2 separate regions of the Homo sapiens genome follow, and region 1 is linked to region 2. Evidence: read pairs that join two places in POLR2A ChIA-PET (ENCODE). Cell type or tissue: IMR-90. All regions are shown on one strand. Links, peaks and the distances in the headings refer to the core of each region. The heading gives the core; the rest is flanking DNA. Region 1 overlaps SESN2 (sestrin 2). Region 2 has its middle 14 kb from the start of MED18.

What was found. Peaks named below come from ENCODE experiments on the same cell type or tissue, not always from the same donor. Only the 100,000 strongest peaks of a DNase experiment are listed, where the experiment ranks them.
Region 1: POLR2A ChIA-PET joins it to region 2 with 14 read pairs; 13 of 35 experiments call an interaction of 5 or more read pairs at or near these places.

What each region holds. Positions count from the first base shown.
Region 1 is chr1:28,265,003-28,277,650 of GRCh38, reverse strand. It overlaps SESN2 (sestrin 2), which reads right to left. Exons shown (of 10, transcript NM_031459.5): 2 at 8,403-8,468; 3 at 5,780-5,977; 4 at 5,185-5,367; 5 at 4,858-5,070; 6 at 4,143-4,293; 7 at 3,493-3,611; 8 at 2,636-2,826. Among named protein-coding and RNA genes, the nearest start is that of SESN2, 12 kb to the right of the region's middle. In IMR-90, for the core only: no CTCF peak of the experiment used is centred there; no DNase peak of the experiment used is centred there.
Region 2 is chr1:28,336,465-28,349,112 of GRCh38, reverse strand. No RefSeq gene overlaps it. Among named protein-coding and RNA genes, the nearest start is that of MED18, 14 kb to the right of the region's middle. In IMR-90, for the core only: no CTCF peak of the experiment used is centred there; DNase peaks (open chromatin) are centred at 2,732 and 5,512; H3K27ac peaks cover 256 bases.

The DNA of each region.
Region 1 (12,648 bases), core at 1,807-9,806, 71 kb after region 2:
TGGGTTCACTAAAACATGCTCATGTTTGAGTAAATGAATAAAACAACTGAAATGAATAGGTAAGGAAATGGCAACTGATCTTGTTTTTGTAAATTATATATGCTTTGGTTACTTGTGCATAGAAAAAAAGAAAGGTGCCAGGTGTGGTGGCTCCCGCCTATAATCCCAACACTTTGGGAGGCTGAGGCGAGCGGATAGCTTGAGGTGAGGAGTTCCAGACCAGCCTGTCCAACATGGTGAAACACCATCTCTACTAAAAATGCAAAAATTAGCTGGGCATGGTGGCACCCACCTATAGTTCCAGCTACTAAGAAGGATGAGGCAGAAGGATCAGGCAGAAGGATCACCTGAGCTCAGGAGCTGGAGGTTGCAGTGAGCTGAGATCACTCCACTCTACTCCAGCCTGGGTGACAGAGCAAGACTCTGTCTCAAAAAAAAAAAAAAAGCCAGGCGCAGTGGCTCACGCCTGTGATCCCAGCTCTTTGGGAGGCCAAGGTGGGCGGATCATGAGGTCAGGAGATCAAGACCATCCTGGCTACCAGGCTGAAACCCCATCTCTGCTAAAAATACAAAAAACTACCTGGGCATGGTGGCATGTGCCTGTAATCCCAGGTACTCAGGAGGCTGAGGCAGGGAGAATTGCTTGAACCTGGGAGGCGGAGGTTGCAGTGAGCAGAGATTGAGCCACTGCACTCCAGCCTGGGCAACAGAGCGAGACTCCGTCTCAAAAATAAAGAAATAAATAAATAAATTAAAAAAAAAAAAAAAAAAAGGCTGGGCGCAGTGTCTCATGCCTGTAACCCCAGCACTTTGGGAGGCTGAGGCGGGCAGATCACCTGAGGTGAGAAGTTTGAGACCAGCCTGGCCAACATGGAGAAATCTCATCTCTACTAAAAATACAAAATTAGCTGGGCGTGGTGGCACATGCTGGTAATCCCAGCTATTCGGACGGCTGAGGCGGGAGAATCCCTCGAATCCGGGAGGCGGAGGTTGCAGTGAGCTGAGATCACCCCATTGCACTCCAGCCTAGGCAACAAGATTGAAACTCTGTCTCAAAAAAAAAAAAAAAAAAAAAAAAAAGGAAAGAAAAAGACAGGAAGGAGATAACTGATAATAATAACAGCAGATAGTATAATGGATAATTTTTTTTAAATTTTATTTTGTATTTTTTTAGTGAAGGGTCTCGCTGTGTGGCCCAGGCTGGAGTGCAGTGGTGCATTCATGGCTCACTATAGCCTTGAGCTCTTGGGCACAAGTGATCCTCCTGTCTCAGCCTCTAGAATACCTGGGACTATAGGCATGCACCACCACACTCAGCTAATTTTTATTTTTTTGTAGAGATGGGTCTTAATTATGTTGTCCAGGCTGAGGCACAAACTCCTGGCCTCATGTAATCCTCCTGCTTCAGCCTCCCAAAGTGCTGGGATTGCAGGTGTGAGCCACTGCACCCAGCCTTTATTTTCTTTTTTGTTATCTGTATTTTTCAATTTTATTTATTTATTTTGAGATAGCGTCTTGCTCTGTTGCCCAGGCTGGAGCACAGTGGTATGATCTCAGCTCACTGCAACCTCTGCCTCCCAGGCTCAAGGGATCCTCCTGCCTCAGCTTCCTAAGTAGCTGGAACTACAGGCGTCAGCCACCATGCCTGGCTAATTTTTGTTATTTTTCATAGATATGGGGTTTCACCATGTAGCTCAGGTTGGTCTCGAACTCCTGGACTCCAGTGATGCCACCACACAGGCAAATTTTTTAATTTTTTGTAGAGATGGGGGTCTCACTATGTTGCCCAAGCTCGTCTTGAACTCCTGGTCTCAAGCAATCTTTTCACATTGCCATCCCAAAGTGCTGGGATTACAGGCATGAGCCACCGCGCCTGGCCTCTATTGTAATTTTTTTTTTGAGACAGAGTCTTGCTCTGTCACCCAGGCTGGAGTGCAGTGGCACGATCCCAGCTCACTTCAGCCTCCGCCTCCCCGGTTCAAGCGATTCTCCTGCCTCAGCCTCTTGAGTAGCTGGGATTACAAATGTCTACCACCACACCCAGCTAATTTTTTTATTTTTAGTAGAACGGGGTTTCACCATGTTGGTCAGGCTGGTCTCGAACTCCTAACCTCATGATCCGCCCGCCTCGGCCTCCCAAAGTGCTGGGATTACAGGCATGAGCCACTGCGCCCAGCCTATTGTAATTTTTAACAGCTGCATAGTATTTCACTGAATAGACGTATCATTATTTAAAGTCCCCTACTGAGCATTTATGTTGTCCTTATTTATTATGGGAGAATTACTACTCAGAATGGAAATACAAACATAACTCTCTCTACATATATATATAGTGTGTGTGTGTGTGTGTGTGTATGCATGTATATGTGTATATATGTGTGAGTATGTGTGTGTGTGTATATATATGTACATAAATATCAAACAATAATTATCTCTGGGAGTGCAATTAAAGAGTTTCATTTACAACGTTCAAACAATGAGTACTGTCATCTTTTAAAATCACAATTTGCTTTGAAAAACAGTATAGGCAAGAAGAAAGGAAAAGAAAAAAACAAAAAGAAAATGGAAACAACTGTGAACCCAGAGTGAAGACTTACAGTGCACACATGCCCCAAATGAAGGGATATGAGCTCACCTGATGCCAAAGACGCAGTGGATATAGTTCCAGATGGCCCTGCGGAGCACGGAGGTGTCCACACCACTGTGCATGGCGATGGTATTGTAGGTGAGGCTATAGGCTGCCTGGAACTTCTCATCCAGCAGCTGCCCACCCTCAGGGTAAAGCCGCTGGATCAGCGAGTAGCCATGGTCTTCCCAGGTATAATCCTTAGGTAGGTGGGAAGGGATTGGTGAGTCTTTGGAGCCCAAGACCAGCCAGAGAGACCCCCATCCTCTGGACCTGGGATCTCCATGATTCTCCTTCCTGGTGCCATAAACCTAACGTGCTGCTTGCTCTGGGCCTGAGAGGTCAAGGAAGGTATACTTTGGTGATGACCTTCTCCTTATGATCAGCAACCCCTGAGCTTAGGGTATAGATGGGTCCCTTAAGGATTCACAGGGACCCCACTGCCCTCGTGGAATCTTGAGGGAAATAACGTACCCAACTCTGTTTTTTTTTTTTTGAGACAGGATCTTGCTGTCACCCAGGCTGGAGCGCAGTAGCGCGATCACAGCTCACTGCAGCCTTGATCTCCCAGCTCAAGTGATCCTCCCACCTCAGCCATTCAAGTAGCTGGGACTACAGGCATGCGCCACCTTCCAGTTAATTTTTTAAATGTTTTTGTAGAGACAGGGTTTCGCCATGTTGCCCAGGCTAGTCTCAAGCTCCTGGGCTCAAGCAATCCTCCCACCTTGGCTTCCCAAAGTGCTGGGATTACAGGTGTGAGCTACCATGCCCAGCTGGGTACCTAACTCTGTAACTACTCAAACTATCCACCCACTGCTTGTTCGTAAATGTGGAGCAATGGCCAAGACTAGTAGAGAGAGCCCTACCTGGGCCCGGAAGGTAGGGGGTGCCTGAGCCCCTCTCCGAGTGAAGTCCTCATATCCGAAAGTAGGGTCTTCCACAAAGCACAGCATGTCTGGGTGTGGAGAGGGCTCCAGGATGTCAGCTGAGGACCAGAAAGAGGTCACAGTGAGGCTGAGGCATGGGGCATGCAGGGGTCCATTCCTGATTAATCACCAAAAGGGGGAGGGGAAGGCAGAATAGAGGGCCAAAAAAAGCCCCTTGCTATAGTGAGTGGGGCAAGATTTCAGCTGGAGCCAGGCCTTGGGGAGGGGGTGGATCAGGCCCATGGACCCATGAAGCGAGGCCCCTGGTAACAACAATAGTGGCAGTTATTTATGGAGCGGTTCCCCCTGGGCCAGGCTCTGCGCTAAGATCTTTGCTTCTACTGCCCCACTAACCCTACACAGCAATCCTGAAGCCCTGAGCTAGGAAGTGACTCGTCAGTGGTCGCACAGCCGGAAAGGCTAGCAGCCCAGGATTCAAAGCCAGGTCTGAGCCCAAGGCCCATGCTCAGAACCTCTTGGACGGGAGGTTGAGAAGTGGCTGCCTCTGGAATGCAGGAGGTGGCTCCTCCTCACCAGAGATAGCCTAAGAAGGAGCAGCCACGGGAGCCTGGATGCCTGTGACCCTGTACCTGAGGGGGTCACCAGCAGGCTCTCTGACTTCTCCAGCTCAAAGCGGCTCTCCATCTCCTCCTGGGACGTCCCCTCATCCCGCAGCAGGCTCTCCTGCAGCTGCTGCATGCGCTCCATCAGCGCCTCCACGTCGCGGGCAGACTCAAAGCCCTGCAGGAGAGGCCCCGTGGTGACCAGCTACTCCTCCTCCTTCAGCCTCTGGGAAGCTCCACTCATCCTTCCCAGAGGCCAGGCCTTCCTAATGCTCACAAAGGCCCAGGGCATCCTCTGTGCCAGCCACTGTGCTGGACAGCACATGGGGTCTGTGCTTCCTAAAGTGACGTTTACAAAGCTACAGAATAGACACATCTTCCCTGAGCAGGAATTTTTAAAGTATCTGTATTTTTGTATTGAAACATACAAGGCCACATTACAGAGTAAAAGGTAAACTTTGTAGTTTTAAAGTGCTAAAACCAACAGGCTTTGAGCCTATGGCATATACACAGTGTCAGTCACATGGTATTTCATTTAACCCTCACAGCCCAGTGTGAGTAGAGGGTCTTTATCTCCCCATTTCACAGATGAGGAAACTAAGCTTCAAAGTCAAATAACTTTTCTATGGTCTCTCATAGCAGCAGGTAGTGCAGATACGAGATTGGGAAGCAGTAGCTTCTACCTAAGGACCAGAGGTCATGCCCGCTTCCTCCCCGATCAAGACCCAGGCCCGTGACTTACCCCAGAGTTGTTCAACGGGTCCCTGCTTGGGGGGCTGCTCTGTTCACTAGGGGGTGTAGGTGCCTGGGGGGCAGGGCTGCCATCTGCATCCCCCTCAGGGAGGATGCCACAGCCAAACACGAAGGAGGAGAGCGAGTGGCAGTGGGTGAGCAGGACCAGAGCCTGAATGAGCTCGGCCAGGGACCAAGTGTGCTCGCCGGTCTTCAGCAAGGCCTGGAAGGGACAAGGGGGGAGGTCAGAGCTGCTCAGTGCCTGCCCTGGGTTACCCACCAGGCACCAGCCAGGCCTCTGTGCTCCCTCAGACACCCGCCTCTCTGCCCCCTGCACCTGGATGTGTTCCTTGGTGATGAGCCATGGCCGATGCGCCAGCAACTTGTTGATCTCGCTGAGTTTGCGCAGCTTCTCGGGGGCCCGGTGGAGGCCCAGCAGCCACTCAGGGTCACCACCAGTCTGCAGAAACTCGGCCATGTGGGAGCCTACCAGGTAAGAACACTGATGGCGGGCGGCAGCCTGCGGAGGTAGTGGACACAGCCTGAGTCACCCTCCTCCTTTTGTGCCTGGCTCAGGGTGGGTACCCCATCAGGGGAGAGGTTGTAGGGCTCACTGTTCCCCAAGAGGCAGGAAATCTAAGTTCTAAGTAACCCCAGCTCTGCCACCAGCTTGCAGGCCACCTGATTCCTTTTTGCACCTCAGTTTGCCAATCTGTACCTAACACAAGCACTAACGATGCCTTTCTTCAAAACCTAAAATTTTCCTTCTGAGAAAAAATAAAAACAAAAAACCCAAAACTCTACAGTTAGATAAAGCCAGGGCTTTCCCTGCTTGTCTATGGAATCAGCTCACAAAGCTCCCAGAAAAGAGATCAAAGGACAGAACCCACCACAAAGCCACCTCTCCAAGTGTCAGGCCCAGAGAGGCTCACCATGATGGCAATGTAGTGGCGCCAGGAGCTGGCCAAGGGACCATCCGTGTGCAGCAGCAGGTAGTGCAGGCGCCAGAAGCTGGTAAAGTAGTCAGGGTGCAGGCCCATCACCACTGCCAGGTTGTCTACTCGCCCAGAGGACATCAGTGCCTCCAGCCCCAGGTGCTGCTCGAGGCTCTCAGCCCCCTCCCGAAGGACCTGCCAACCAAAGGGGAGGAGAGCATGGGTTTCCCTCCTGCCCCACTCATCAAAGAGACCAATGTATTCTTCCAGTGGGTTTTTAATGGCAAGAAACTAAAAACCACCACCGTGTCCAAAAAGAAAGAATGGGGAGGATCACATATTTTAATAAGTGATTCAATAAATACTTATTAGGTACCTTATATAATAATGGCCAGTACTTACACATACAATGCTATGTGCCAAGCACTGTTCAAGAATGCATATTTTAACTTATTTAACTCTCACAACAACTATAAAACTGGAGTTCTGTTTCTCCACTTTTAGGTAGGAAAAATCAGGCACAGAGAGTAAAAGTACAGTTTCTCCTCCCTTCATGGAGTGTCTATTCTAACACTGCAAATGCATATAACCATGGGGGCGGGTGCAAAATAGTTCACATTTCCTGAGTGCTGTCTCCATGCCATCCCTGAGCTTACAGTTTTCTCCGCGTGATTTCATGGGATCTAGCCAATAAGCCTGTGAGGTGAATACTATTATTTCCCCCACTTTGCCAGATGAGGAAACCAGGAAGTTTTCTTCCTTGCTCAAAGTCACAGATCTGATAAATAACAGAAGCAGATTCAAATCCAGATGAACTCCAAAGCCTATTTCTTTTTAACTTTTTTTTTTAATACAGACGGGGTCCCACTATGTTGTCCAGGCTGGTCTCGAACTCCTGGGCTCAAGTGATCCCCAAACCTTGGCCTCCCAAAGTGCTGGGATTACAGGCATGAGCTACTGTGCCTGGCTGCCTGTTTCTTCTCTTTATTATAAAAGAGTGGGCTGGGCACGGTGGCTCACATCTGTAATCCCAGCACATTGGGAGGCAGAGATGGGCAGATCACCTAAGGTCCGGAGTTTGAGACCAGCCTGACCAACATGGAGAAACCCCATCTCTGCTAATACAAAATTAGCTGGGCGTGGTGGCTCATGCCTGTAATCCCAGCTACTCGGGAGGCTTGAGGCAGGAGAATTGCTTGAACCTGGGAGGCAGAGGTTGCGGTGAGCCAAGATCGTGCCATTGCACTCCAGCCTGGGCAACAAGAACAAAACTTCGTTTCAAAAAAAAAAAAGGTGGTCACTTATAAATGAAAAAATAAAAGACAAGAGCAATACTTGAGCTTAGAATTCTGGGTCACAGACATAAATAATCGGCAAGTGGTTGTTCGCCTTATATTTACAAAGGAGTAGAGGAACAAGGGGTTTAGAAGGAGGGTAAATGTTTGTTAGCTCCTTAACCACTCGCCCTACACATTTAGGAAAAGCAAAGAGAGGAAACAAATTTTTTTTTTTTTTTTTGAGACGGAGTCTCACTCTGTCACGCAAGCTGGAGTGCAGTGGCGCGATCTCGGCTCACTGCAAGCTCCGCCTCCCGGGTTCATGCCATTCTCCTGCCTCAGCCTCCAGAGTAGCTGGGATTACAGGCGCCCGCCACCACGCCTGGCTAATTTTTTGTATTTTTAGTAGAGACGGTGCTTCACCGTGTTAGCCAGGATGGTCTCGATCTCCTGACCTCGTGATCCGCCCGCCTCGGCCTCCCAAAGTGTTGGGATTACAGGCGTGAGCCACTGCGGCCGGCAAAACAAAAAATTTGTCCTTGTTCACTGATGGCCAAATAAAATGAGGAAACTAGTTTTACATTTTTCTGCATGTTTTGAAGGTAACTCCACTATCCCAACACACTAGAATGTAAGCTCCATAATGGCAAATATTTTTGTCTGTCTTGTTCACTACTATATCCCAAGCAACCAGAACAGTGCCTGACATAGATTAATCATTTAATAGATATGTTAAGTAAATGAATGAATGAACTGACTCAGTAGATGAAAGATGTCTTTCTTGTATTAAGTGAAAAACAAAACAAAAAAACACGTTGTAAACTATGACCTTGGTTCTGTACTGAAAGTAAGTATTGGCTTGAAAAAAGCACAGTAAACAGTGGCAAATGGTTAACAGTGATGATCTCTGCAGGGTGCAGGAGGATACAGGAGATCAGAGCTTTCTGAAACAATGGAAATTTTTAAAATAATAAACATATATTACTTTTAAAACAGAAAAGAGCGTGTAATATATGTATGGTCATGGATGAGATAGATAGTTCTATCTTCTTAAGGGAAAGCAGGCACTGATCTAGGAATCAAAAGTTTGAGCATGAAAAAAAAAAAAAGTTTGGCCACTACCTGGCTATTAGCACTTGATTTCTTTGAGCCTGTTTCTTCCCAGTAAAATGGAGTTGACAGTGCCTGCTTCACAAAGCCGTTTTGTGAATTAAATGAATCAGAAATCAGAAAGGAATAGCTTAAAAGCTGCAATTTAAAGAACAGGAAAAGATGCCTGCCTACCAATATGCCATGTCCTTTCTTCCCAGGGACCAAAGATCCCTAACCCCTTCCAAGCTTACCTCCTCCACGGGGATGAAGGCGCTGGGCCCTCGAGGGCCTCGCCGAGCCCGGCTCTCCCTCTGCTCCTGGGAGGAAACATATGAGGTTAGTCCGTAGTAGAAGGGAGAATAAAGAGGATTATTACCTATCCAGCCTCTTCCTCCTATCCAAGGGGCTACACTGAAGTGTTAAACCCACCTTTCTAGCATACTTTGGATGGTGGAGCCAGATGGGAGATATACACATGTTTGGAAGGGTAATCAAGAAAGAGGGCTCACTCCAGGCTGAGTTCTTCAGGAACTGGGTTGGGACCCAAGAATCCCAGCATTGCGGGATGGGAGGGTCCTGGAAAAGGAACTATATAGCCATCATGCTGCACATCTCCAGGAGGCCACCTTCTTAGTGGTCCCAGAGAACTTATACAAGAACACACCACAGTTTGCACCCTGAAGCCAGGTAACCAAGTACCCCAGATGCTTCAGAAGCAGCTTCAATTTCTCTCACATGTTCGTTCGTTCCTTCCTTCCTTCCTTTCTTCCTCCTCCTCCTCCTTCTTCCTTCCTTCCTTCCTTCTCCTTCCTTCTTTTGCTTCTTTTTTTTTTTGAGACGGAGTATCGCTCTTGTTGCCCAGGCTGGAGTGCAATGGTGCGATCTCAGCTCATTGCAACCTCTGCCTCCTGGGTTCAAGCGATTCTCCTGCCTCAGCCTCCCGAGTAGCTGGGATTACAGGCATGCACAACCACGCTCACCTAATTTTATATTTTTAGTAGAAACTGGGTTTCTCCATGTTGGCCAGGCTGGTCTCGAATCCCCAACCTCAGGTGATCCGCCCACCTCAGCCTCCCAAAGTGCTGGGATTACTGGAATGAGCCACCACGCCTGGCCTCTTCTTTAGTGGTGCAGTCATAGCTCACTATAGCCTCAAACTGCTGGGCTCAATGGATCCTCCTGCCTTGGCCTCCCAAAGCACTGGGATTACAGATGGGAGTCACCATGCCTGGCTGCTTATCTGTCCTCCCACCACCACCACCTCATTAACTACCACCCCCTCTTGTCTGGACCACTACTCACAACCTCGCCAGTTGTCCCCCGGCCTCCTTAGCCCTGGCCTCTCCTATCCATCCTCTACCCAGTAGCCACATTAACTTTCTGAATATAAATCCGATCAACTGGCTTAAAACCCTACCTCCCCCTCCCATGGGCTTCCAGATACAACTGGCCCAGTCCCAGTGGTCACTCCTTTTGCAAAGCTAAACCACAATAGTCTAGGAACCTTTTTCTGGCCCTCACCTATGACCCCAAAATTCCCAGGGCTTTTGCTTCTAAAAACACTGTCATCAAATTGTCTGTTTTGTTTCCCTGACACCAGATCACATTTAGTGGAGAGCAGCGCCAGGTCATTCATACTAGTCTGTGAATGAAGACAGAGAAAGCAGAAAGGCACGGAGGGAATCTGAGCAGGGTGTACAAGGCTGATGGGAGCAACTGTTTTGACCTGTTATATGCTGCAGCCTCTTTAGAAACCACTAATATCAGGTACTCACTACATCTGCTTCTCCTAGTCCTAGAGATGGGGTTCAGGAAGGATGCTCTACTTATTAATTTATTTTGTTAATCTGAGAGTGGAGGTGGCTCTCAGCACTGGTCTTGTTTACAGTTTACCCAAATCAGAGCCATGCTCTCACTGGACAGGGATAGGAGGCGCCCAGTTCTCCCCTTCCCATTAAGATCCAGACTTAGTACCAGCCCTCAGGTATCCGGGAACCAAAAACTATAATTGAACCTTCCTTCTCAGATGGCCAAAAGCCCACTGAGGAGGCAGAGCTCTGGGACTCCAGAAGACTACAAAGTCTCTGGAATAGGTACCAATTCTGCAACTAACTTGCTATGTGGCTCTGGGAAAGTTAAAGGCCTAAACTCTCTTTACCTACTAAACTGGTAGGTAAAGTAGCCCAGCTACCTTCAAAAAGGGAGTTGAGCTGACCGTGCAGGCCCCCTTCAGCCCACACTTCTGGGAACTTCCGGGCCAGGCTGGTCCAAGTTCAGCGTAGTAACCAACACAATCCCTGAGCACTCCCCTTTGGAGCTTCCCTCCCCCTCACCAAAGAAAAAGCCCAACAGCTCTGTATAGGAGATAAGGATTGCTGACTCCACAAACTGGGCCTCCACCTCAGGGGACCTGAGGACAGAATAGCAAGCCACAGCAGGGTAGGGTGGAGCAAAACTGGGGGAGGCAGAGACGGCCCATCAGGGGTGCTAGGGAAGGATAGGAATAGCCTTGGGAATCCCAACTCACTCCAAAATCTGACCCAGGAATTGTCAAAAGAAGGAGCTCTAAGTCATCGGTCTGGATCCATCAACACTTTCAGCAATAACAACAACAACAACAATATACAATGCAGTTAAAAGATAGGGGCCCTTGGCTGGCGCAGCAGCTCATCCCAGCACGTTGGGACACTGAGGCAAGAGGATCGCTTGAGGCCAGGAATTCGAGACCAGCCTGGGCAACACAGTGAGACCCCTGTCTCCACAAACAGTAAATTAGCTGGGCATGGTAGCACACAACCTGTAGTCCCAGCTACTCAGGAGGCTGAGGCAGGAGGACTGCCTGAGCCCAGGAGTTTGAGGTTACAGCAAGCTATGATCGCACCACGGCATTCCAGCCTGAGCAACAGGGCAAGACCCTGTCTCAAAAAAAAAAAAAAAAAAAAAGATGGGGCTCTTGACACAAATTGCATGAGCTCAAATGACAGCTCCACCACCTGCTATCCCTTAGCTTTATGAGCCTCAGTTTCTTTACCAAATAATGGGGATAGCAGTAACTACTTCCACTGGCCAGTGATGAGGATTTCATGAGATAACACTGTGTAGCTTACCTCAATACCTCCATAACAATAAGCACTTAATAAAAAGTCAGGTATCATTAACCTCCTTGCTGTATCAAACAAGGGCTTCTCAACCCAAGCGGTACATTAGAATCCTTTGAGAAGCTTTACAAAAATAACAATGCCAAGGTCCCACCTCCCGCAATTCTAATTTAGTTATCTGGGGTGGGGCCCCAGCATAACAGCCAGGGTGAGGACCATTGTTTACACCATTTATTGATCACTTTCTCAAGTATAAGGCACTATGCTAAGTGCTTTCTAGGTGGAAACAGAATTAATTTGTTCACTCAACAAATATTTTTGATGGCTATATTGCAAGCAGCAAGAATACAGCAGTGAAAAGACAAAGCCCTTGGCCTTCATATAATTCAGAATCTGATAAACAGGATTTCAAAGCACAGATTCTATAAAGTGAGTGAAATAAACAGTAACTGTATGATGGGGAGGGAGAGTGTGCAATATTTTAGTGTAAGTAGACAGGAGAAGCCATTGAGGAGGTGGTCTTTGAGCTGTTATCTAAATGATGAGAAGACAGCAAGGCCTGTAAAGATCTAGGGGGCCTAAGTGGGGTGGTTCACACCTGTAACCCCGGTACTTTGGAAGGCTTGGTGGTGGAGGATCACCTGAGGCTAGGAATTTGAGAACAGTCTGGACAACACAGCAGGACACCCTCTCTTAAAAAACAAACAGGCCGGGCGCAGTGGCTCACGCCTGAAATCCCAGCACTTTGAGAGGCCGAGGCAGGCGGATCACCAGAGGTTGGGAGTTCGAGACCAGCCTGACCAACATGGAGAAACCCCGTCTCTACTAAAAATACAAAAAATTAGCCAGGCATGGTGGTGCATGCCTGTAGTCCCAGCTACTCGGGGGGCTGAGGCAGGAGAATTGCTTGAACCCAGGAGGTGGAGGTTGTGGTGAGCTGAGATCGCACCATTGCACTCCAGCCTGGGCAACAAGAGTGAAACTCCGTCTCAAAACAAACAAACACACACCCCAAAAACTAGGGGGACCAGCATTCCAGCCAGAGGGAACGCGAGTATAAAGCCCTGAAGGCAAAACCAAGTAGATTTGAATCCATGGCTCCAATACCCTGAATGCTTCCCCGATCCTGACAGAGGAAGCAGGCAGGGCAGCATACCACTGCCAAGAAATGACCCCTCCAAGTCAGCCCTCCCTGCCCAATTCCCTGGACTGGGGAGTCAGTAATAACAATGGTGCATAACAAGGCTGGTTACCACTGGCTAAGCATTAATTTCACATGCACTACCTGGACTTTAGGGCAGAAGCTACTACTAGGGCTTCCATTTTACAGATGAGGAACAAGGCTCAGAGAGGTCAACTCACTTCTGGCTACTCAGGCAGGAAGGCAGTAGCAGGGCTG
Region 2 (12,648 bases), core at 1,809-9,808:
AGCAATCCACTCACCTCAGCCTTTCAAAATGCTGGGATTATAGACATGAGCCACCACATCTGGCCTTTTTTTTTTTGTACAGATGGGGCCTTGCTATGTTGCTGGCCTTGAATTCCTGGGCTGAAGCTATCCTCCTAACTTAGCCTCCCAAAGTGCTGGGATCACAGGTGTGAACCACCGTGCCTGGCCTGCAGCTTTAATTAATTAATTTACTTATTTATTTAAGAGTGAGACAAAGTCTCACTCTGTTGCCCGGGCTGGAGTGCAGTGGCACCATCGTGGCTCACTGCAACCTCCACCTCCCGGGTTCAAGCGATTTCTGGCTAATTTTTGTATTTTTAGTAGAGACTGGGTTTCACTGTGCTGGCCAGGCTGGTCTTGAACTCCTGACCTGAAGTGATCCGCCCTCCTCGGCCTCCCAAAGTGCTAAGATTACAGGTGTGAGCCAAGGCGCCTGGCCTGCAGCTTTAATTTAAATTCTAGAAGTTGAGGAGATGGCTGGGCTCAAGTCACAAAGAAAGCATCTCCAATTTGGGGGCTAAGTGGAGTTGTTTAAAAATGGAAACTGCTATGGGAAGCATGCAGGAGTGATGCAGGGTACAGGCTTGTATGTGTCTTTCCAATGACTATGTTGAGTTATTGTCCACCTGGAGTGCTGGCTGGCTGGCCCCATTTCAGCTGCAGCGGGACTGTTGATTAACCTCACTGAGGTAATCTCATGGGGAAGAATTCAGCGCTGGGTCTCCATGCCTGGTTAGTTTCAAGATCAGCCCCTGGAATGAACTTTTTTCTTTTTTTTTTTTTTTTTGAGATGGAGTCTCGCTCTGTTGCCCAGGCTGGAGTGCAGTGGCATGATCTCAGCTCACTGTAACCTCTGCCTCCTGGGTTCAAGCGATTCTCCTGCCTCAACCTCATGAGTAGCTGGGATTACAGGTGCCCGCCACCACCACGCCTGGCTAATTTTTGTATTTTTAGTAGAGACAGGGTTTCACCATGTTGGTCAGGCTGGTCTTGAACTCCTGACCTTGTGATCCACCCACCTTGGCCTCCCAAAGTGCTGGGATTACAGGCATGAGCCACTGCACCCGGTCAGCCCCTGGAATTTCTAAATGAACATATACTCAGATAGGTGTGCATGGTACAACAAAGTGTCAGGTGGGAAAGGGAGGGAAGATAATTCTAAAATAGGTTTCAAGGCTACATCTTAAAATTAAGAAGGAAGGCCAGGTGCAGTGGCTCATACCTATAATCCCAGCACTTTGGGAGGCCGAGGTGGGTGGATCACCTGAGGTCAGGAGTTTGAGACGAGCATGGCCAACATGGTGAAACCCCGTCACTACTAAAAATACAAAAATTAACCAGGCATGGTAGTGGCTGCCTGTAATCCCAGTTACTCGGGAGGCTAAGGCAGGAGAATCACTTGAACCTGGGAGGCACAGGTTGCAGTGAGCAGAGATCACGCTATTGCACTCTAGCCTGGGCAACAAGATCGAAATGCGGTCTCAAAAAAAAAAAAAAAAAAAGATTAAGAAGGAAAGGAGGAGAAAAAAACAAAATACATTTTAAGGCTGAGATACTCAGTTAAAATAATAATAATTTTAATGGCTGCATAATATTCCATCAAATGGGTTTGCCAAAATTTATTTAACTGCTTCTCTCTCTTTTTTTTTGTTTTTGTTTTTTTTGAGACGGAGTCTCACTCTGTCGCCCAGGCTGGAGTGCAGTGGCATGATCTCGGCTCACTGCAACTTCTGCTCCCCAGGTTTAAGCAATTCTCTGCCTCAGCCTCCTGAGTAGCTGGGATTACAGGCACGTGCCACCATGCCCAGCTAATTTTTTGTATTTTTAGTAGAGACGGGGTTTCACCATCTTGGCCAGGCTGGTCTTGAACTCCTGACCTTGTGATCCACCCACCTTGGCCTCCCAAAGTGCTGGGATTACAGGTGTGAGCCACCGCGCCCGGCCAAATGCTTCTCTGTTTCAAGATTTTTATTACTAAGAAATATAAGTGGCTGGGCGTGGTGGCTCAGGCCTGTAATCCCAGCACTTTTTGGGAGGCCGAAGCGGGCGGATCACCTGAGGTAGGAGTTGAAGACCAGCCTCGCCAACGTGGTGAAACCTGGTCTCTACTAAAAATACAGAAAAATTAGCTGGGCGTGGTGGCAGGCACCTGTAATCCAAGCTACTCAGGAGGCTGAGGCAAGAGAATTACTTGAACCCGGGACGTGGAGATTGCAGGGAGCCGAGATCACGCCACTGCCCTTCAGCCTGGGCAACAAAAGCGAAACTGCATCTAAAAAAACAAAAAAAAACCCCATTTTAGGGCCAGGCATGGTGGCTTATGCCTATAATCCTAGCATTTTGGAAGGCTGAGGTGGGAGGATCACTTGAGGCCAGGGTTCAAGATCAGCCTGGCCAACCTAGCAAGAGTAATGGGTATACTTTTTTTCTTCAAGAAATACCATACCTAAAATAGTACCGTAAACCTATTTTGAAATCAATTTGTTTGACATCTCCCCAACCCACCCCAAAAATCCAATGATTACTTGAACAATGCTAAAGTGTTCATTTATCAAAATAAATACTTTGAAGGAAACTACTTATTTAAATGTTTATCTTCTGATATATTTGTTTGTTTTTCTAAATTAGTCTTGTCAGTTCATATTCATACCACGGAGGACAAACACAGAAACAATTATAGTCAACTTGACGAAAGGCCAGTGTGATGACTCACATCCTGTCTCTGCCTCTAGAGTTAAATGTTGGTTCTTTATCCTTGGGCCCCATATTTGATCTGTCAAGAAACTGTTGGCTGGGAACTCCTGAGGTCAGGAGTTCGAGACCAGCCTGGCCAACATAGGGAAACCCCATCTCTACTAAAAATACAAAAAATTAGCTGGCCATGGTGGCTGGCGCATGTAATCCCAGCTACTTGGGAGGCTGAGGCAGGAGAATCGCTTGAACCTGGGAGGCAGAGGTTGCAGTGAGCCGAGATCGCACCACTGCACTCCAGCCTGGGTGACAGTGCAAGACTCCGTCTCAAAAAAAAAAAAAAAGAAACTGTCATTGCCTAAAAGCATCCTGGGGATCCTTTCTCATTTGAAAAAAGAGGAGATCACTTTTCAAAGGAGATGGAGAAGGCTGACTCCTCCTTCACACTCATATACTGGCCACAGGGGCTAACAAGCATGGCACAGGCAAGGTGGAAAATCCCAGACATCCTTACTCCCCTACTAAAGCAACACTCTTTCTCTGTTTTATGTTTTCTTTGTGTGTGTTGTTGTTGTTATTGTTTGAAATGGAGTCTCACTCTGTTACCCATGCTAGAGTGCAGTGGCGACATCTTGGCTCACTGCAACCTCAACCTACTGAGCCCAGGTGATTCTCCCACCTCAGCCTCCCGAGTAGCTGGGATTACAGGTGTGTACCACCATGCCCCCCTAATTTTTGTATTTTTTTGTAGAGACAGGGTCTTGCTACGTTGCTCAGGCTGGTCTCAAACTCCTGACCTCAAATGATCCATCTGCCTTGGCCTTCCAAAGTGCTGGGATTACAGGTGTGAGCCACTTATTAACGTTTTGAAATATTTACTTTCATACCATTATATCTATGTACATGTACTATAAAAAAGTAGCATATTAACATACTATTTTAAAGCTTTTCTTACAATAATTACAATTTATATGTATATAATGTTTACTCTAGGCCAGGTACTATCCCAAATGTTATTACATATAATAACTCATTTAAACCCCATGATAACACTATAAAGAAGGCACTATTAGTATCCCATTTAATGATAAGGACACTAAGGCAGAGGAGTTAAGTAATTTACCTTAGGCCACACAGTTAATAAGTTAACTATCTGGGATATTTTTCCATTAAATTCATTTCTACAAATTCTTTTTGTATAGCTGTATCTTATTATATGGATGTGCAGTTTCATTTAATTATTCCATTCCCTTTTATTAGACATCAAGATTATTTCCGCTAAGCATGGTGGTGCACGCCTATAACCCCAGCACTTTGGGAGTCTGAGGAGGGAGGATTGTTTGAGCCCTGGAGGTCAAGGCTGCAGTGAGCCATGTTGGCACCACTGTATTCTAGCCTGGGCAACAGAGCGAGACCCTGTCTCAAAAAAATAAATAAATAAAAAATGGAAAATTATTTCCATTTTTTGCTAAATCACACACATCACTAAGATAAGCATCCTTATACTAAACCTTTGTGAAAATTCTTAATTATTTTCTTAGGCTAAATGAGCTTAAGAAGAGTTGGCATTGATTTTTATTTCCTCCAAAAATGTACTCCTTTCTCCATGTTCTCCGTGACCTTAAATGTTGTAAATTTTAACATTTTTGCCTAGAGCAACTTTTTTTTTTTCTGTGACGGAGTCTCGCTCTGTTGCCCAGGCTGGAGTGCAGTGGCGCCATCTCGGCTCACTGCAAGCTCCGCCTCCTGGGTTCACGCCATTCTCCTGCCTCAGTTTCCCGAGTAGCTGGGACTACAGGCACCTGCAACCATGCCCGGCTAATTTTTTGTATTTTTATTAGAGGCAGGGTTTCACCGTGTTAGCCAGGACGGTCTCAATCTCCTGACCTTGTGATCCACCTGCCTTGGCCTCCCAAAGTGCTGGGATTACAGGTGTGAGCCACCGCACCCGGCTACCTAGAGCAACTTTTTAAAATTTGTTTTTTCAGTTCTGAGAAATAAATTAGAGTACTAAAGCGTGAATGGCTTCTTCAGAGTGAAAAAGCCACAGCTGGCCAGGCACAGTGGCTCACACCTGTAATCCTAGCACTTTGGGAGGCCAAAGCAGGCAGATCGCTTGAGCCCAGGAGTTCAAGACCAGCCTGGCCAACGAGGCGAAACCCTGTCTAAAAATTTTATCTAAAAATACAAAATATTTAGCTGAGCATGGTGGTACATTCCCAGCTACTTGGGAAGCTGAGGTATGAGAATCGCTTGAGGCACGAGAATTGCTTGGGAGGCAGAGGTTGCAGTGAGCCGAGATTGTGCCACTACTCTCCAGCCTGGGTGACAGAGTGAGACTCTGTCTCAAAAATAAAATAAAATAAAATAAAATAAAAAAATAAGCCAGGCATGGTGGCTCACGCCTGTAATTCCAGCACTTTGGGAGGCCGAGGGGGGTGGATCACCTGAGATCAGTGGTTTGAGACCAGCCTGGCCAACATGGTGAAACCCTGTCTCTACTAAAAATACAAAAAAATTAGCTGGGTGTGGTGGCGCATGCCTGTAATCCCAGCTACTTGGGAGGCTGAGGCAGGAGAATCGCTTGAATCTGGGAGGTGGAGGTTGCAATCAGCTGAGATTGCGCCACTGCACTCCAGCCTGGGCAACAGAGAGAGACTCTGTCTCAAAAAAAAAAAAAAAAAAAAGGAGAAAGCCATGGTCAAAAAGCTACCCCCTTTCCACAATTTCCTCCTGCTTACTACAGATGCTGAGCCTCATGGCGTACATACCACCTCATTGAAGAGGAATGTTAACCTGGGACAAACCAGCTTACACAGGCAAGATTCTTTTGGTCTCCAAGTCAGCATTCACAAGTTCACTCACTCATTCACTCAACAAATATTTGAAAGGTCAATTATATGAGTAGTACTAAGCTAGGTAGGGGTTATGGGGTTCATAGAAATAAAAAGTATTTAGAACACTGCTAAATAAAACATTTAACACAGTGCCTGGCATAAATATTTATTTATTGATCAATTATTATGTCCCAGGCACTGTGCTAAATGAGTAGATTATCTCATTTAATCTCTACAACAATCTCTAGGAACAGTCTATGATCATATGCATTTTGCAGACAAGAAAACTAAGGCTTACGGAGGTTTACCCAGCTTGAACAACATACATGCAGTGGAGTTTAGATTTAAACCTAAGATTCCAAAGTTTGTGCTCTTAATCATTATGCTATACTACAAAACACAGCTCCTCTCCTTAGGAAGCATACAGTCTTGCTAATAATACTAAAATTGGGCCGGGCATGGTGGCTCATGCCTGTAATCCCAGCACTTTGAGAGGCCAAGGTGAGCAGATCACTTGAGGTTGGGAGTTCGAGACCAGCCTGACCAACATGGAGAAAGCCCGTCTCTACTAAAAATACAAAATTAGCCAGGCATGGTGGTGCATGCCTGTAATCCCAGCTACTCGGGAGGCTGAGGCAGGAGAATCCCTTGAACCTGGGAGGTGGAGGTTGCAGTGAGCCAAGATAATGCCATTGCACTCCAACCTGGGCAACAAGAGTGAAATTCCATCTCAAAAGACAAAAATTAAAAATAAAAAATAATAAAGTCAGATAGTAATATGAAAAAAAAGGCCGGGCACGGTGGCTCACGCCTGTAATCTCAGCACTTTGGGAGGCCAAGGCGGGTGGATCACAAGGTCAGGAGATCGAGACCATCCTGGCTAACAAGGTGAAACCCCACCTCTACTAAAAATACAAAAAATTAGCCGGGCATGGTGGCAGGCTCCCAGCTACTCGGGAGGCTGAGGCAGGAGAATGGCGTGAACCCGGTAGGCAGAGGTTGCAGTGAGCCGAGATCGCGCCACTGCACTCCAGCGTGGGTGACAGAGTGAGACTCCATCTCGAAAAAAAAAAAAAAAAAAGAAAAAAAATAAAGAGGCTGGGTGCGGTGGCTCATGCCTGTAATCCCAGAACTTTGGGAGGCTGGGACAAGTGGATTGCTTGAGGTCAGGAGTTCGAGGCCAGCCTGGCCAACACAGTGAAACCCCAACTCTACTAAAAATATAAAAATTAGCTGGGCATGGTAGTACACGCCTGTAATCCCAGCTACTTGGGGGGCTGAGGCAGGAGAATCGCTTGAACCCGGGAGGCGGAGGTTGTAGTGAGTCCAGATGGTGCCACTGCACTCCAGCCTGGGCAAGAGAGTGAGACTCTGTCTCAATAAAAAAGAAAAAAAAAAGATAAAGGGATAGAGAGTAGAGAATGACAGAGAATGAGTTTGCTACTTAATTCTGGATGGTCAGGGAAGCTTCTCTGACATTTTAGCAGAGACCTAAAAGGTGAAGAAAGCCAGCCACACTGAATTCTGGGCAGGAAATGTTCCATGAAAAGATGTTGGTTCTCTTCCAAATTAATCAATACATATTCAATGAAATTCCAATAAAATTCCAGTAGTAATGTTGAGAATCTACAACTTACTCTAAAATGAATATGAAAGAATAAAGGCCTATGAAAACCCAGTCTATATTTGTGTTGTTGTTGAGACAGGGTCTCAATGTGTCACCCAGGCTGGAATGTAGTGATCTCATCACAGCTCACTGCAACCTCAACCGCCCAAGCTCCAGAGATCCTCCTACCTCAGCCTCCCACATAGCTGGAACCACAGGTGCATGCCATCACACCTGGCTAATTCAAAAAAAATTTTTTTGGAGAGATAAGTTCTTGCTATGTTGCCCAGGCTGGTCTTGAATTCCTGGCCTCAAGTGATCCTCTTGCCCCGGCCTCCCAAAGTACTAGGATTATAAGCATGAGCCATCATGCCTGGATGCTAGATCTATTTTCTTTTCTTTATTATTATTTTTTGAAATATTACTACACTATAAGTCTATTTTAGAGGACAAAAAGGTAAGGGTACCTGCCCTATTGGTAGAAATGGCTCTACTATAAAGCCATAACAATAAAAACATTGTGTTGCGGGCACTGAAACAAAGAAATAAAAAATGAAATAGAATGGAGAGCTTAAAAATAAAGTATATACGAGGAAACCTAATATGTAACAACGGTAGCATCAGAAAGCACTGAAAATTGTTTTTCAGATGGTGGTAGAAAAACTAATTCACTGCAAGGAGAAGAAAGCTGGATTTTTACTTGAAACCACCTAGAAGATAGACTCCAGATGGATTAAAGACCTAAATGTGAAAGTTAAAACTATAAAGCTAAGAAGGAAAATCTGTTCCCTAAGGGTAAATGAAGACTTCCTACACAAAATTCTATGCCGGGCGCTGTGGCTCATGCCTCTAATCCTAGCACTTTGGGAGACTGAGGCGGGAGGATTGCCTGAGCTCAGGAGTTCGAGACCAGCCTGATCAACATAGTAAAACCCTGTCTCTACTAAAAGTAAAAAAATTTAACTGGGCGTGGTGGCATGCACGTATAGTCCCAGCTACTCAGGAGGCTGAGGCATGAGAATTGCTTGAACCCGGGAGGCAGAGGTTGCAGTGAGCTGAGATCCTACCACTTCACTCCAGCCTGGGCAAAAGAGTAAGACTCTGTCTCAAAAAGAAAAACTAAGGAACAAGATTCCAAACCATAATATAGTCAAAATTTAGGATCTCTGCTTAATTAATGACATCACAGATAAAGTTAACAGAAAGGTGACAGACTGAGAGAAGATATTTGCAATGTTTTAAGCAAAGGATTAATATCTAGAATATACAAAGGTTCTGCAGATCAATACCATTGAAAATAAAATATAAAAAATGGGCAAAGAATATAGATACCTTAGTTTCACATACTAAAAAAGTCTATATACTGTTACATACAAAGAAAGAAATGAAAAGATTCAAATGTAATTATAACCAGAGACAAGCAAATCAAAACAACCAAGAGCTGCCATTTTACATCCATCAAACTGGAAAAAACTAGAAAGACGGGTCATGCCACATCACACCAACTGGTGAGGATGTGGCTATGAGTTCTTGTTCACTAGCAATAGGAAAGTAAATGTTACAGACATTCTGAAAAGTAACCTGCAATAGTTGGCAAATGTGAGCATGCTCATAGCTATACAGCCCAGGGGATTTTTTTTTCTTTTTTTTTTTTGAGACAGAGTTTTGCTCTTGTTACCCAGGCTGGAGTGCAATGGAGTGATCTCGGCTCACCGCAGCCTCTGCCTCCAGGGTTCAAGCGATTCTCCTGCTTCAGCCTCCTGAGTAGCTGGGATTACAGGCATGCGCCACCACATCTGGCTAACTGCATTTTTAGCAGAAACGGGGTTTCTCCATGTTAGTCAGGCTGATCTCGAACTCCCGACCTCAGGTAATCTGCCCACCTCGGCCTCCCAAAGTGCTGGGATTACAGGAGTGAGCCACTGAGCCCAGTCTTTTTTTTTTTTTTGAGATGAGGTCTCTTTCTGTTGCCCAGGTTGGAGTGCAGTGGCGCAATCTCAGCTCACTGCAGCCTCCGCCTCCACCTCCCAGATTCAAGCAATTCTCCCACCTCAGCCTCTCGAGTAGCTTGGATTACAGGGGCATGCCACATGCCCGGCAATTTTTTGCATCTTTAGTAGATATAGGGTTTCACCATGGTGGCCAGGCTGGTCTTGAACTTCTGACCTCAGTTGATCCACCCACCTCGGCCGCCTGAAGTGCTGGGATTACAGGCATGAGCCACCGCGCCCAGTCATCCAGGGGAATTTTTATAACAATCTACGAATTTGCTTATTTTAGCATTTTTTATGGTAGTGAAGAGTTGCAGGCAATCTCAGGTGTTTTTGTTTTTGTTTTTGTTTTTTTTGAGACAGAGTCTCGCTTTATCGGCCAGGCTGGATTGCAGTGGCACAATCTCAGCTCACTGCAACCTGTCTCCTGGGCTCAAGCAATTCTCCTGCCTCAGTCTCCTAAAGAGCTGGGATTACAGGCGTGTGCCACCATGCCCAGCTAATTTTTATATTTTTAGTGGAGATGGGGTTTCACCATGTTGGCCAGGCTGGTCTCAAACTCCTGACAGGTAATCTGCCTGCCTCGGCCTCCCAAAGTGCTGGGATTACAGACATGAGCCACTGTGCCCAGCCAGGTTTGTTTTCTATTGTTGTTGTTGTTTTTAATAGATACAGGGTCTCGCTGTCCCTGAGGCTGGAGTGCAATGACACCATAATAGCTCTGCAGCCTCAACCTCCTGGGCTCAAATGATCTTCCTGCCTCAGCCTCCCAAGTGGCTAGGACTACAGGCCTGTGCCACCATGCCAAGCTTAAAAAAATTTTTTTTTTAGAGATGGGGTCTCACTATGTTGTCCAGGCTGGTCTCAAATTCCTGGCCTCAGGCAATCCTTTCACCTGAGCTTCCCAAAGTGCTGGGATTATAGGCATGAACTACGCACCCAGCAGCAATCTAGGTTTCTATGATATAAAGGGACTAAATGAATAAAACATGGTGGATACACAGTGATTACGTGTCTAGATTGTGGAGATGATCTGCCTGATTTGAAATTCAGGCTCCACCACTTACTAGTTCTGACTTTGGACAACAGAAAAAAGAAATTTGAAGTTGGTTGTAGTGGCTCATGCCTGTAATCCCACCATTTTGGGAGGCCAAGGCAGGCGGACTGTTTGAGCCCAGAAATTTTAGACCAGCCTGGGCAACGTGGTGAAACCCTATCTCTACAAAAAAATGCAATAATTAGCCAGGTGTGGTGGTGCATGCCTGTAGTCCCAGCTACCTGGGAAGCTGAGGTTGGAAGACCACCTGAGCCTGGGATGTCGAGGCTGCAGTGAGCTGTGATTGTGCCACTGCGCTCCAGTCTAGGCAACAGAGTGAGAAGACTATCTGAAAAAAAAAAAAAAATTGAGAAACCTCTCTGTATAACCTCATCTATAAAATGGAAATAATAACAACTCACAACCCTCATACAGTTGTTATGAGAAGTACATGAGTTGAAACATTTAAAGTACCTGTCATGGCTGGGTGCGATGGCTCAAGTCTGTAATTCCAGCACTGTGGGAGGCCAAGGCAGGTGGATCACCCAAGGTCAGGAGATCAAGACCATCCTGGCTAACATGGTGAAACCTCATCTCTACTAAAAATACAAAAATTAGCTGGGCATGGTGGTGGCCGCCTGTAATCCCAGCTACTCGGGAGGCTGAGGCAGGAGAATCGCTTGAACCCGGGAGGCAGAGGTTGCAGTGAGCTGCGATTGCATCATTGCACTCCAGCCTGGCAACAAGAGCAAAACTCCCTCTCAAAAAAAAAAAAAAAAAATCAAAATTAGCTGGGCGTGGTAGCACATGCCTGTAATCCTAGCTATCCAGGAGGCTGAGGTAGGGGCATCGCTTGAACCCGGGAGAAGGAGGTTGCAGTGAGCCGAGATGGCACCACTGCACTCCACCCTGGGTGACAGAGCAAGACTCTGTCTCAAAAAATAAATGAATTAATAAATAATAAAAATAAAGTACCTGTCATGGAGCAAACACTATTTAAACACTAATACTTTTATTAGTATGAAAGCATATGCAAGTTGGAAGTTATGAGTTAGATTTACATAGAGTAACAAGTACATATCAGGCCAGGCACAGTGGCTCATGTCTGTAATCCCAGCATTTTGGGAGGCTGAGGCAGGCAGATCACTTGAGTTCAGAAGTTCGAGACCAGCCTGGCCAACATGGTGAAACCCCCTCTCTACTAAAAATACAAAAATTAGCTGGAAATCACCTGAACCCAGGAGGCGGAGGTTGCAGTGAGCTGAGATCATGCCATTGCACTCCAGCCTGGGCGACAGAGCAAGACTCTGTCTCAAAAAAATAAATAAATAAAAGCTCTATTGTTACACAGCTTATAAAAGCAAAAAAAATGGGATCAAACTGAAAATCATAGAGGATTCAATTAGATAACTTATAGCAAATCCATATGATGAAATAGAAATAGCAATTATAATTGTCAATATTTAAATACCAGCTCTGCCAATCAGTAGCTGTATAGCTCAGGGAAAGTTAATTAATCTATATGTACCAGTTCTCCTGTTTACAAAACGGGTTTAACATACCTGAAGCACTTAGGATAGCACTGACACATAACAGGAACTCAATAAACTAGCTTTAAAAAGAAAAAAATTTTGGCCGGGTGCGGTGGCTCATGCCTGTAATCCCAGTACTTTGGTGAGGCTGAGGTAGGGAGTTCGAGACTAGCCTGACCAACATGGTGAAACACCGTTTCCTTCTTCTTTTTTTTTTTTTTTGAGACGGAGTCTTGCTCTGTCGCCCAGGCTGTACTGCAGTGACGCGATCTCAGCTCGCTGTAAGCTCCGCCTCCCGGGTTCAAGCAATTCTCCTGCCTCAGCCTCCCGAGTAGCTGGGACTATAGGCGGCCGCCACCACGCCCGGCTAATTTTTGTATTTTTAGTGGAGACGGGGTTTCACCGTGTTAGCCAGGATGGTCTTGATCTCCTGACCTCATGATCTGCCCACCTCGGCCTCCCAAAATGCTGGGATTACAGGCGTGAGCAACGCGCCCTGCCCGAAACACCGTTTCTTAAAAACACAATGCCACTGCACTCCAGCGTGGACAACAGTGAGACCCTTTCTCGAAAATAAAAAATATAATACAAAAAATTAAGGCCGGGCGCGGTGGCTGACGCCTGTAATCCCAGCACTTTGGGAGGCCGAGCGGGGCGGATCACGAGGTCAGGAGATTGAGACCATCCTGGCTAACACTGTGAAACCCCGTCTCTACTAAAAATACAAAAAATTAGCCGGGCGTGGTGGCGGGCGCCTGTGGTCCCAGCTACTCGGGAGGCTGAGGCAGAAGAATGGCGTGAACCCGGGTGGCGGAGCTTGCAGTGAGCCGTGAGTGCGCCACTGTACTCCATCTCAAAAAAAAAAAAAATTAGCCGGGCATGGTGGCCCATGCCTGTAATCCCAGCTACTTGGGAAGCTGAGGCAGGAGAATCA